2 separate regions of the Homo sapiens genome follow, and region 1 is linked to region 2. The links are chromatin contacts, found by Hi-C or POLR2A ChIA-PET in ENCODE. All regions are on one chromosome and are shown on one strand. The core of a region is the stretch at or near the end of the contact, and the rest is flanking DNA. Distances in the headings are between cores, read along the strand shown.

Evidence for each region. Hi-C counts contacts between places; a loop is a spot of excess contacts on that map. ChIA-PET counts read pairs that join two places held with the same protein, here RNA polymerase II (POLR2A). Pooled maps may share reads with other maps.
Region 1: a map of ascending aorta shows a loop between it and region 2 (4-fold over the local background). The contact joins the promoter of LINC01990 here to the enhancer-like site in region 2. A Hi-C loop is called at or near these places in 11 of 168 maps with a recorded cell type or tissue (CD8-positive, alpha-beta T cell, PC-3, PC-9 and 7 more), 8 of 37 single-sample maps with no recorded cell type and 22 of 50 pooled maps. POLR2A ChIA-PET finds 5 or more read pairs at or near these places in 4 of 52 experiments (A673, OCI-LY7, WTC11 and 1 more).

What each region holds. Positions count from the first base shown.
Region 1 is chr3:107,427,715-107,434,992 of GRCh38, reverse strand. LINC01990 (long intergenic non-protein coding RNA 1990) reads right to left here and starts at 4,063. Exons shown (of 3, transcript NR_110039.1): 1 at 4,035-4,063. RefSeq lists an enhancer at 2,868-3,057 and a silencer at 3,268-3,517.
Region 2 is chr3:107,657,454-107,664,643 of GRCh38, reverse strand. The region is part of intron 3 of BBX (BBX high mobility group box domain containing); the gene reads right to left. Among named protein-coding and RNA genes, the nearest start is that of BBX, 140 kb to the right of the region's middle. Within about 2 kb of position 2,348, at least 8 of the 41 ENCODE cell types and tissues checked have a DNase peak (open chromatin) inside an H3K27ac peak, as active enhancers do; they include ascending aorta and endothelial cell of umbilical vein, where a contact is called at or near this core.

The sequences.
Region 1 (7,278 bases), core at 2,814-5,313, 230 kb after region 2:
CCTAATAAATGTAAACAGCATACATACAATTATAATTTAGCTAAAAGCATTAATACAAATGGAAAGAGCAAATACAGGGGTTGATTGACAAAGTGACTAAAGCTGATACGAGCTCACCAAAAGGAGAGACAGAAGGTTGAACTGTGATAAGCTAGAACTGGAAGGTCCTGGATCCATGGATATTTAAACTATTTGCTCAGTTCAGTTTAGAACAATTCAACAGATTCTATGTGTTGGGAACTGGGACATAGTGTTAGGTCCCCGGATTACAAGGTGTCTGAAAGTCAGGAAACAGTGTGTACTTATATTTAAACATTATTTTAGTTACATTTTCAAATCTGCTTAGTATGTTTTTCCTCATTCTCCAGAAAAGTTTCCAGAAGTTTAAATACCTCTAAATTTAAAGTAATGGGGTAATGTGAAAAAGTATAATAAATACACTATGTTTTCCTCTGTTTTCAGATTTTTTTGACATTCCGTAGTATATGACAAATGGACATATTGCTTTAAACATACTGAAGGTATTATTTGAAAATGTAACATTCTATTTAAAGTAAGTTTAGCCTCTTTCCTAAGTTTTCAGATACACTAAACAAAGTTTACATAGACAGATTCCTCAGGAGCTCTAGTGAGAAGAGAAGGATATGGAAAAACTCCTTATACAGATTAAGGATATGGAAACAACTCATTATACAGATTAAGAGCCATAAAAGAGACTATGTAAGGAACAGAAGAGGTCTGCTGCACAAGCACGAGGTTATTGCTCTGTGGGAGGTAGCAGAGGGTCAGGAAAATTCACATGTGTGGTGCTGTCTGAGCAGAGTTTTGGGAAATGAATGGCATTTTCCAAGAGACAGGTGTGGAAGGAAGGCCAGGCAGAGGATGGGAATAATGCAAGAACACAAAGCAGGGGACAGCACTATATGTGCAGAGGACTACAGCGTGTTTAGTATTGCTTAAAGTTTGATGAGAGGCAGAATTGTGGGTGATGAAAAGTAGTAATATCATGTAATATTTTATCTGCCTTCTTCATAAGTCTAATTTTAATTTTATCCTGTAGAATGGATGGGAGATCAGCAAATGATTTTAGGTAAAGGAAATAATTTGCTCAGAGTTGTTGAGAAAAGGCAGTAGTCTGCATGGTTCTCTCTTTCTTTCTTTCTTTTGAGAGAGGGTCTCTCTGTTGCCCAGGCTGGTACACAGTGGTGCACTATGGCTCACTGCAGCCTTGACCTCCTGGGCTCAAGCAACACTCCCATCTCAGCCTCCTGAATAGCTGCACTACAGGTGCACACCACCACACCTAGGCCGGAGTGCAGTGGCATGACCATGGCTCACTGCAGCCATGAATTTATGGGTTCAAATGATCCTCCCACCTCAGCCTCCTGAGTAGCTAGGACTACAGGATGCACCACCATGCCCATTTTTTTTTCTTTTTGCAGAGATAGGGTGGGGGTGGGGCTGGGGGTTGCGGGGGGGGGAGTGATGGATTGTCTGTGTTGCTCAGGCTGGTCTTGAACTTCTACTATCCTCCTGCCTTGGCCTCCCAAAGTGCTGGGATTACAAGCATGAGCCACCATGCCTGGCCCCCATTTTCCTTTATAATATTAGCGTTCTTACCAGGTAACATGAGCAGAAATGAAATAATCGAGTTTCACACGGTTTCTCTCTCCCTCTGGGAGAGAAACTAGATTAACAGTCAAAAATCCAGAAGGCAAGCAATTTGAAGGGGAAACTAAGGATAATCAAGATTTGACTGTACACTTTTTGTAACTGTTGAATTATTTACCTTCTTTGACTCCTCCTGGACTGAGCCAATGTAGTCTGGATAGTAGAAAGGACCTTAGCCAAGAAACCAGGAACAGCCTCTCTGAATCTCTTTCTGCAATTGTGTGTTTCCAGAAAAATTGCTTCTTTGAGTTTGTTTTCTGATCAGGAAAATGAGGAAGTTTGATTACATCAAGGCTTCTCAAGTTCTAATTCTATCACATTCACCTAAGGTGGTTCCAAAATATACAGATTCCCAGATCTGACTGAAGGACACATTGTAGAGGTTGGGCTGAGGTCTCTGTATCAGACTGGGCGTAAAGTGTAATGTCCTGTCCTGCCACTTATTAACTGGGTGACCTAGAGTAAGTTACTTCATGACTCGTATATTTCTCATAGGTAAAGCAGGGATGATAATATCTCTACTTCATATGTCCCCGGGAGGGTAAAATGATAGAATCCTTTTTAAGTAGCAAGTATATTGCCTGTCACATATTAATCATTCAACAGATGTTATATATTATTTGTATAGCCCACAGTATTCACTGTGTGTGTGTGTGTGTGTGTGCGCGCGCGCGTTTGGTGCAAGGTAGACGATCCATAAGTATCTGCTGCGTAAATAAAAGTTGTTTTTTTTTTTTTAGCAACTTCTTTTGTTCTCAGATCTGAAATGATTAGCCCAGGAATTACTTCCCTAAAAAGGTAAAGCTAGTTTGAGAGAACTGCTTAAATGTGGCGCTCAATCTTTGCTATCTTAGACTGAGAGCCTCATGATAATTAAAAAATAATTTAAAGATGAAAGTCCTACTAGAGTGGGCGAGCTGATTACGAAAAGGAATGAGCCTCAGAGACTGTTAGCCGGATCCAGCCGGCCACTGCGTAATCCACTCCAGTGACTCTCACCTAGGTGCGCATCTCCATTTTATCTCACAAGATGCCGTGAAATTCTCAAAGTCATTGTAACTACAATTGATTTTGAATCACAAAAAAAGCAATATTCCATTTTCCGTGTTGTTGACCAAGCAGAAAACAGAACGTAACTTTTAAAACGCTTGAAAATCAGGGCTATCAAAAATAGAGAACTTCTATTCGCCATGAACTCGCTGATGCAAACAATCAACGCACACTGAACCGTGTGTTTTTCTGGGTGGTGGTGGTCCCTCGCCAAATAGTCAGCGTTTGGTTCTCCGCGTCTGTAGCGAGAGGAGTTACAGTTTGGTACCGGCAGGGAGGAAATCGCCTCGCAATCTCTGGAGGTGGCCTCCTAGAAAGATCGCCGGGAGGGGAGGAGCCCCGATTGTCCTGGAAGAAAAGCATGGCCCCATCCGGGAAGTCACAGCTTGCCGGGAGCCCAGGGCTGGCGGCTCTGGGTCCTGGAGGTGGCAGACGGCGGAGCAGCCGGCCTCGTAGCCCGGGCCTGCGCGCCTGGCAAGGGGCTCAGTGTGTGCGAGTGAAAGACGCACACCGGGCGGACCTGCGTGGGCTTCGGCCTCGCCCCGCCGCGCGCGGGGTTGCGGCTGAACCTGACCAGGGCTCATCCCTGCCCGGCGAGGGTAAGGGCGGCCCGGGATCCGCTGCTGCTCGGATGGGAGCCGCTCGGGGCCGGGATCCCTGGGCCTTGCGGGGGCGCGGCAGCCCCTCCCCCCGGAGCCCGCGCTTCCGCCCGAGCCCCGGCGGCGGCGGCGGTGACCGTGGCCCCGCCGCGCCTTCCGCCTGGGAGCTGCCGCCGCCCGCCCGCGCCCTTGTGCACCGCGCCCACAGGCCGCGGGAACCCAGAGCGCCCGGGCCCAGGGGCCTCTGCCGCGCGACTGAGACGCACTCCGAGCTGGACGTGTGGAAGGTTCGGCCAGCTCGGCGTTTCGCCCCCGCTGGGGATGGGCCACTGGGCACCTGCAGCCACCCAAGAGCGGGGAGTTGGCCGGGCCCTGGCCAGGGGCCGCCGCCACAGCGTACTGGCAGGGAGAACAGAGCTAGCTAAGCCTCCTTCCTCTCCCAGATTCCCAGGGAAACTGGACAGCCCGACGCCCAGAGCGGACGGGCGAGAGCCCCTGAGGTGCCAAGTGGACCCCGGTTCTGCTGCTGCCACTGGCCGATTGGGGACGCCGGCACTTGCGCTGTGGGCGTGTGGTGGGGCATTTCCGTTATCCTCTCGAAGACACCCCGCCACTATTCCTGCTCAAACAAGCACAGTCTGGTGTGCAAGCCGACCGTACCTCCTCCCCTCCCTCCTTTCTTGCACGCACCTTCGTTCGTCTATCTATTCTTACCTTCTTCCCCAGAGCGCCAAGACAAATGTGGACAAGAGTGAAGAAGTTAGGATACTGCCAAGTGTGTGTGTATTGGGGTGGGGGGGTAGTAATAAGCGGGGAGAAAGTGATGAAAATAAAATTAGAAATCCCAGAGTATGTAGCAACACACACACACACACACACACGCACACACACACGTTCCCAGCCTGTTAGCAATCTTGGCTATGTCCAAGTGGAAGCAAATTTTAATGCTCGGTCTCAGAAGAAAATTTCACATATACAGGCTTCAGAGGTAACGGGGTAACCGATAGCTTCCTTTTACTTCTCGGCATTTATTTTTGCTTTTCTGAAGCATAGTCCTATGTTTATTAAAGGGACCACAGGAGTACACGCTGTTTGAAAGCCATTCCTGGACACCACTGAGGCCGGCTTCCCAGGGAGCCTTTGTCGCCTCTGCAGCAGAGGTCACTGGACTCTCCTCAAGGTGTAATGTGAGGGAACAGGTGCCTCGGGGGCTTGGGAAAACACCACGCTGTGCTCTGATGTGTGTCCCCATCCCGGGAGAAGGCAAGTGCTTTGCATAAGGACCAGATGGGTTGCTGAATAGGGAGGTGGAAAACAAATAGACCCTTGGGTGTATCTTGAACCCCTTCAACACCCCCCCTTCCCCACTCCCCGCCTTCACCGAAGCAGTGTCAGAGTCCTCTTCGATCCAGCATGCTCTCCTACAATGGCGAAAAACTGCATTAAAACGAGGCAGTCGGAGCTGACTGCGGAAACCCATGTTCTTAGAGAGTCGTCTGGCTACTGCGTAGTCCTGGAATATTCTTTTTTTCAAAAGGCCTCTTCCAGTTGATTCCAACCGGGTTCGGGTTATTGTTCTCACCACCGATAGGGGGCAGCAGGTGTCCTGCGATGCCCCGGGGATGTGCGCGCAGACTGCCCTGCTGTCCCCGGGAATCCGACTACACTGAACGTTTGGGGCAGAAGCAGGAGCTGCTGCCTCTAAGTCCACCGCAGCAGCTGCCGGGACTTGGGCCTCCCAGCCTGGGCGCCTGGGGGGGGCTTGCCCTGTGCAAAGGGTGGGCGAAACCATCTGTGCACCAAGCCTGCCCCTAAACTTAGCGTACAGCATAGATAAATAAACTCAGTTGTATGCAAATGCTATAATTAAAATATACAGTCATTTGAAAGTACTGTAGGCTCTATTGGAGTTTTTAATTGTTTTTGAGTTTTCTCAATCAGTAGAGAATTTAAAAATACGGCTATCACAGTCTGTTTGGAGGGTGGTGGTCTGTTACGTTGAATTTTAAAAGGGCGTCTGTCCCTAGAAGTTGGGAACTACTGATCCACAGAATCGTTTGATAACCGTGGTAAAGATTCCGAGGCATCTCGGAAGGGAAACTGGGAGGACTGAGCTAGTCCTAGCAGGGTGTGTGTCCGCCCGCGCCGCGAGGCGTGGGCAACACAGCCCCATCCCGGGAGCGCGGAGCTATGGCAGCTGGGATTGGTTCAGATCGAGAGTCCTGAGGGGCTGGGATTTCCTGAAAACCTACTTCACTTGGTAAGCCAGAGCGCTTGAGTTTTCGGAATTCCCGAGGAAAGGTTCTATATATTCTCCAAATCCACATTTTCTCAGATATAAGCACTTTTTCCCTAAATTAAAAATATATTTGGGGTTTGTGGAGCAGTAATTTTTTTGGAAGAAAGAAAAATCCAATGTAAAAATGTAGAGACTAGCTATTATAGTCATCTCTAAATAGATTTTTGAAGTGATAACGGCTAAATTATCCAAATGAAAAAAAATGTGTAATAGTAGTAACAAGGCTGTGCCCCTACTTTATGAATCTCACGCACAATTAAAAACTCTAATCCCTGAAATACCTTTGGAAGGGAGGGAAGGATTACAGACTAATTATAGGATTTATAACACAACACTAAGATGTTTTCATTTTATTACAATAATGAACAAAACATTGATGATATCTACTTTTAATGTAATTCTTCCAACATCATAACAGATTTTAGAAATGCAACCATAACCACTAGAGAAGGGAAGAATTTCAATAGCACACTAAATTGTCAGAAATTTCATTAACATGGAAAGTTCATATCATGATGTCAGAATATAGACTCTCTTCAAATTAATGATGAATACTAATTAAAGTCAGAACATTTGTAGGAAAGTATAAAATCTGTATCTGAGAGGGGAGAGGAGGAATTAGAGGAAGGAAAGGTCAGGGAAGTAATGTGAGTAAATCTGAGGGGGAGGATTTCCATATTGGGTTCATGATACTAAGAGAAACCAGAGGCCCAGCTGCTTCTATGGATAGCCCTACAGCTGTTGAACCGTGGGACAGAGGTCACTATGGCATTTGAGAACACAGATTATTCTTTGTGCCTAAAGATAAACCTGAACAATTTTTAAGTTTGTCAGGGACCAGCACTGTTCACCTTCAAATGTGTTGAAGGACCTGCACACTGAGCATGGGCAAGTTTTAGTCCATGTTTAAAGGAGCAAAACTATACCAAGGACCAATCACAAAAGTGTCTTTTACATTTTTTTGCCACAAATTGGCAAAAATATGAAATAATTTCAATATTGAAAGCAGTCTATGGATTTATAGCACAACTTGGTTTATTTGCTGAATAATAATGTCTATCATTTCCTGTGCCACATACCAGCTAAGCAAGGTAGATATGATTAGCTCTATTTTACATATAAGGAAACTAAGGTTCAGTGAACTTGATCGACGTGCCTACATTTACACAGCTATTAACTGGAAGGCCATTTTCTGATTTTAGAGCCCAGGCTTTTTCATTGTCTCACTGCAAACCCTAAAACTGCATGTATCCGTATAAGGGATTCAAACCTTGGATTCTCAGATATCTGATCACTGAGCAAAAATGGGAAAACTTATTTCTGTCATGATTTGAGTGACCAAAAACCAAAAGCTAAATTCAAACAAAACCAAAACCTACAGGCCACAGAGGATCTCAACCTCGAGTTTCTATATCCCAAGTGCTTTTTGGAAGTAATGATGGGGTGGGGAGGAATCTACAACCTAGTTTAAATTTTCAAAAATCTAAACAGATATTGCGTGATTACTGCAGAAAATTCTATTGTTTTTGCTTTGCCTGGCATTGCATAAAGTCAATCCAAAGTAGGAAAATAAATTTACTGTTAATAAATGTAGTTTGTTTGCTAGACAATATCTTTAATTATATTAGGTCCATGGAAGGGTTGGAAAATGATAATAAT
Region 2 (7,190 bases), core at 1,099-3,598:
ACATATCCAGCTATTTCAGGATGTCTAGATTTAAATGAGTTTGAGAAAAGGTATGAGTGACAATTGGGAAACAAAAATAAAAGCAGCTTCCACAAAGAGTAAAACTAACTTTTAAAAAATGAGGGTCATCAGGGTTTTTGTTAAGATGATGTTTACAGGCAAACTAAAAAATCTTTTCCATTTTTAAACTTCTGCTCGGATATAGTCACATTCATGCAAAGTATCATTCCTAAAGATATGGTGAACATATTAAACAAAAATCTAGTAATTTTAAAGAACTATAGGAGCCAGAGAGAGAGAATACTTACATTCTGTTAGTGGGAGCATAAAATGTAACAAGTTCTATGGAAATCCACGTGGCATTATCTTGTGGAATTTCAGGTTGGGCATATCCTATCACCTAACAATTCAACTCCTGAACATATATCCTGAAGAAGTAATATGTACATAAAGAGGGCATATACAGGACTCAAGAACTTTTCCTCTGCTGCTTTATTTCCAATGACAAAAATAAAAGAAAAGAAAAAGAAAAAGAAAGAGGCCAGGCGCAGTGGCTCACACTTGTAAGCCCAGCATTTTGGGAGGCCGAGGCCGGTGGATCACAAGGTCAGGAGATCGAGACCATCCTGGCTAACACGGTGAAACCTCGTCTCTACTAAAAATACAAAAAATTAGCTGGGCACAGTGGCAGGTGCCTGTAGTCCCAACTACTTGGGAGACTGAGGCAGGAGGATGGCGTGAACCCGGGAGGCAGAGCTTGCAGTGAGCCGAGATGGCATCACTGCACTCCAGCCTGGGCGAGAGCGTGAGGCTCCATCTCAAAAAAAAAAAAGGAAAAAAAAGAGAAAGAAAGAAAAACAGCTAAATAGCCATTAAAAGAAAGTAAATAAACTATGGTATTTTCATACAATAAAAGATTATACATATATGACAATAAATGAATTACAAAGACAAGCAGGAATGAGTCAAATACGATGTTGAGCAGGAAAAATAGTTGTTGCAGAAGAAAACATGTAGTATGTATTATTTATATAAAATTTAAAAACAGGCAAAATTTAATGTAGGGGGTACATAAGTATGAGAAAAACGACCAAGAAAAACACAGAAGTAATAAACTCAACATTAAGGATTGTGATGAGGGGGTAAAGAGAGGCAATGGAATCTGGGTGGGGCACACTGTGGGCTACAAAGAAACTGGTAATGTTCTATTCTTAAACTAGTGGTAGGTTCTCAGTTATTCGTGTTAATGTTATTCTTTGTACCTTATCTACATAGTATAAATATTTTTGTGTAGGGTAGCAAAAAAAATTATCATAGTTTAGATTCATCATGATTCTAAAGATATGACTGCAGAATTATAAACACAGACAATGGTAGAGAAGGTAGCATAATAGGGTGCTGACTATAGCCACAAACTTATTTCTCAAGTTAATAAAATTTTTTGTTTAAAGGCACATATTCAGCTTGCAGACCATAGGGACATACAGAGAGTCTAATTCACCATTTCTAATATTTAATTCAGTATTGTGACATTATACCTGTTATTACTGTGAAACACAGTTTTCTAATGTTTTATTAGCAGAAGGTACAAAGGGTCATTAATATCCATGCACAATAAATATTCTTGTATCTATAGCATTTTCTGTATATACAAACATTCTTGTATATATAGCATTCTTACTTTTAAAAAGCTCTCAGAAATAACATATTTATTTAACAAACAATTTTAAAGGTATTTTTAAGTATCCGCGAGTAGCAAGTACCTAGCACGTACTCAGGACTCTTTGAGGTAAATATTTCCGGTGTTAGTTTACACATGTGGAAATTGAGATTCAGCATTGTGAAGTAGATTGCCCAACGTTTAAAAGCTAGTACAGCTGGGATTCAAACCATATCCAACTCTGATATCCAAACGTGAAAAGCATGCATCTACTAGCTAGGACCGTCTAAAAATACAACAGCAAAAATAAATTTCTAATGCAAAAAAAAAAAAAAAAAAACCCAGACTTGTTATATTTCAGCTTACTATTTCAGTTTATGTTATTCAGAATGCATCCCTGAACCATGTTCTAATGGTCTGTATCAATTTTATGTCACAGTACTTCTTTATTACTTCATATAATCACAATTTACACTTAAACCCTAAAAATTCTAAACTGGCAGCGGATACCAATTATGTTTATGGAAAGTCTCAACTTGGCTGTACTTCTTTTCATAACTGGAATTTCTCTAAGACTGGAAGTAAAGTTAGCTGTTGGGAGACTGAAACTTAGCACTTTCATTTCATTACCCGCCACCGTCAGGGATTCACTCACAGGGAAGCAAAAAGGCTTGCCAAGCCCCACAGAAATTACTCACTTCCACTCTCTCTTTCCTCATCTCTCTTCCAAATGTACTTCAAAACCTAATTTTAAACTCATGCAGGAAATCTGATTAATACCACTTGGCTTTCTCTACTCCATTAACCCTAGGCCCCATCAGCACACATAAAACACAATTCGTTTATATGATTATCTGTCAGCTTTTTAATTTGTCATTGTTTTTTTCATTTGCATGTTTGTCTAGCCTGCAAGAACCACTGACAAGAGTTTACAAATTTATTTCTTCTGTCCTGTGTCCTAACAAATTCTTCTTCCCCAAAAGGACCACCAACTATGCTGCGTGAACAGTAGTCACTTAACAAATGCTGAATGACTTACTACAGTGGAACAATTCGCCTCTGGTATTTCTCAATATCCCAGTGAATCCTCCACATCTATAACATGCTGGAGATGATACCAGGTACTGCTAGAGGCTTGGGGTCTTCCTGAGGGTGCCTGGGACAAGAAAAACACAGAGACCAGAGACAGTCAGGAGAAACACAGAGAGAGGAAACATGGAAATAAACAGAGGACAGAAATAAAGAGTTGAGAGGAGCAAAAGAGTCAGAAGTTAATGGAGAGATTAAGCAGCCAGAGAAATCACAGACAGGGAGGAAGCTGGCAATCTGAACTTGGGTTTTGGTTTTGAAACCACATTTCTGGTTCTATTTACTCATGTAATAGGTGCTCTCATGTTACTAAATCTGTGATACCGTCAACCATTTTGAAGTTATTGCCATGGTTTTTCTGAGCTTGTAACTTTACCTATTAAAATTCATCTTCACAGGGTTTCATCTTTGGAGATACATCTACACACACAATCCTCCAAACAACCCAGCTATAAATAAGGAAGTATTTTTCCCAGTTTAGAAAATGAAGGTCAGAGAGGTAATGTGACTTGCCCAAGACACAAGCAAATGAATGATAATCGAGGCCCCCAAATTTTCTGATTCCAAAATCCACTGCTTTTTCTGGTATCCTATATTGTCCCTAGTAGAATATTAAAGAAATCCAAACTGGTTTTGTAAAATAAAATTCAAATAAACATAATTAAGGATAAAATTTTTCTATCTTATGGGACACTGAATTACTCACACTACTCACTAGGATATTTTTAAGATATACCATAAAAAAATCTGCATAAAAATATCAGAATGATAAAAAAATTAAGAACAGAAATGAAATTAAGTGAACAGTCACTTGACAAAAATTTTTAAAAAGGGCTAGAATTAGTTTATTTGCTTCTACAACTTTGTAATTTCAGTCTTAATGATTCAACACATTTCAGCTGACTGGAAAGATAAACTGATGTTCTGCATTTCAATGAATTCTTAGAGCTAAGCACTAGTAAAGAACCGGTGCTCAAAACTACTTGTTCTCTCAAATGTCTCACCTAAAGTCTACACTGCAATCCAATTTCAGGGTACTTCATAGGGTAGAAATTATAAAATGTATTGCTCTTTGTATGCACGAGTATTCTCTTTTGAGGGGCACTTAAACTCTTCTAAATAATCATGCCTTTTTAGTAACATTCAATGGAATTGCCAGAAAAGCTCCTTTGATAAAAGTATAAGCATGTTATTGGATTTTACAGCAAAATAAGACAATAAGAACACAAAGAAATTTCTATTCAACTGTGTATCAATATATTTTCCATCATGTTCAGCAATTTTTAAACCAGAAATTTTCAAATAAGGTCTAAAGTACAGTACTGCTCTGCCCTCTAGTGACTGGATAGGTTTTGTGAGCTACATGCTTTTTTTTTTTTTTTTTTTTTTAATGCTTTTTGCACAATACTTACGATTTAAAAAAATTACATGATGGCTTCTTTTTCATCATTTAAGAAGTGAACAAAAAGTACTGGTCAACTTTTAAAATATGAGTGGTATGAACACAATGCAGGAAAGAGACTAAAGTTGAAGAATTTCTTTTCATCAGGCCACCCAAGTATTGCAAACCAGAAAAAAATTTTAATATAAACTGTTGCAATCCTTACATCTTTATGCAATTTATTTGGAAAAGTCAAATAATTCCATTACAAATATATTTGTTAAAAACCTTATAAATTTAACTTATAAATTCCAAATTAGTCAATTATATTATTTCAGAGTCTGAGATATCTAGATGAGTGATACTATATATATCACACACAGATGAACAATTTTCTACTAATTATAAAAGAGCAAAAATGCTTAATACAAAGCTATACTGAACATAATTTACGGTTAATTGCTCAAGTGGTACTTGAGGATTTTCCTGAACCTCAGTGTCATCATTAGAAAACTCACTATCTCTTCACTGCTATGTGTGGAAACATTAATCAAGGATGCCAGTTAAGACAGAGCTATTACATAGAGATTCACCCTACTACTTCAACGAAGGGAATCTGTCATATTATACGTCCCTCTTAATTTATCCTGCCATAAACCTCTTGCTAGGAACTGATGCATTTCTAGAACAGCATTTCTAGTCTCACTAAACCCAGGGTACCACTTCTGTATCTACACACTTACGTTAAAAATAAACAGTGCATTCATGCACATGAATGTAAAAGGATACCCAAACATGTGAGGATAATCTACAGGCAGTGTGGTGGTGTGGTTAGGAGAACAAACCCTGCAGCCAGACAGCCTGAGTTTGAATTCCAGCTTTGCCACTTATTAGCAGCGTAACCTTGGGCAGATAATTTCACCTCTCTGTTCTTCAGTTTCCCCATCTAAAAAATGAGAAGAAAAAGAAGCACCTACCAGTACTAAGTAATGGGTTATATTTTGATAGGTATTTGGGTTACACAGGTGTATGCATTTATCAAAATTCAGAAAATGTACTTTTAAGATGTATGCTACCAATGAATGTAGACTTACATCAAAAAATTATACATAAATATTGAACTCTAGTTAATATAAATATTATATAATATAAATGCTGAAGCATTTAGGGAGCTGTAGTGATATCTATATGTTCAGATGCATCAAAAATTAAGTTGAATTGATGAGGAATAGAGAGATGAAAAGATGACAGATATGTAATAAAATAAATATAATAAAATGTTAACGGCCAAATCTAGGTGGAGAGTATGTGAGTTTCATAATAAAATGTTGGGGGAAAATATGCCTACCTCTCATCAGACTGATGTGAAGATTAAATATATATAATACTATTAAATATAAAGAAGAATGCCTGACTTAATAACGGCATTTGACAATATATTTATTTAAACAAATGGAAAGTAGTGATCTATTCTTTCAAGTTGGTAGAAAAGGGGAGGAAAGTAATAAGGCACTGAATTCCCAAACTGGGGTCAGTAGTTGCCATCAAAGGTGTTACAGGTCAAATTTCAGATACATCATAAAACTGCACAGACTATGCAAAGAATATAGTCTTTGAAAGCAAGAATGAGCTGGATTTGAATCTCAGGTCTGTTTTTAACAAGTCAAGAAGCTCAGACAAGCTATTTAAATGTTCTGAGACTCAGTTCTCTCTTGTATAAGATGGGAATAATGACACCTACATTTAAGGCTCACTGTGAAGACAAGGAAGAAAAATACACACACACACACACAAACAAAGAAATTAGCACACAAAAGACAAATAACAGCTGTAGTTTTTAATCATAATCATCATTACTACCTAGGGCAAGTCTTGTTTATCTTTACCACCATTCTCTGAAGATGAAAACCAAAGTGGCTATGTATCTGTTTCTTAAGACTAGGAACTGCATATGCAGTTGGCCCAAATACTCCAAAGGGCTTTCTAAAGGATCTTTATTAAAAGAGTAGGCCTTATTTTAAGTTTCACTAAGTGTGAAAGAAGAGTCGACAATGACAGGAAATTTATTATTCATTCCTCTGTAATGCCAATTATAATAAATATAAGACTTATGAGTAAGGCATTTGAAAGTATTTGTTTGCTGATGGCATTTTAAAGAAAATCACTTCAGTGCATTTGAGGAAATGATATTAATACCTGGATGAGCTTTGATTTAAAATAGTCTAAGGTAACATATTTAAAGAATATTACAACTACATTTATAGAAGATGAGTTCTATGCTCCGAGGGAGAGGATTTGTAAATCATTATGGATTACTCAACGAAGACAGTGACTCAACACACAGTTTCAGCTAAAAAGAAAATCAAGAACTTGGCACTCAAAGAAGGAATATTGGAAAGATTATACAACATGGCTACTTCTTTGACTGCTCTATAAAACTGCTTTCTCCAAAGGTTATTCACCCCTGGATTACTAACTCAAGGAACTTTTTTCAGGCATTTAGATATCCCTAAATTTTCAATACTGTCAATCTTGAAAGTCTTCCCATCTTGCACAGCACTATTCTGCTTTTCCCACCACAGATCTGATTGGATTTCTTTCCTTTAGACTTCCCTTAACAAAGAATGGGTATTTTCAACAATTCCACTTTAGGCATATTATCTTTCACCAATTTTCAAAGTTTCAGCTCTTACCTCTCTCTTCTATTAAACCTATGTTCAGTCTGAATCTCTACCAAACCTCATCTCAAATTTATAACTACATCCTAAATATAATGCCATGGATATCCTGTGTGTTCAAATCCAATCCATCCCAAACTTCACCTCCCCCTCCCACAAATCAGTAATACTAGTAGCTCCTTACTTCTGATGGCAATATTAGCACTCTTGTGAACACCCACACTTAAATTAAAAACCTATCTTTGACTTTCTTTTAAATACCCTCCATTGCCTCCTAACCTCTCTGTCCCTCTACATCCCCAAAATGAGTTCAGTCTATTGTCAAGTTCTGTAGATTAATAGTTTCTAAATTGATTCAGGTGACAGATACCTAGACTTCATA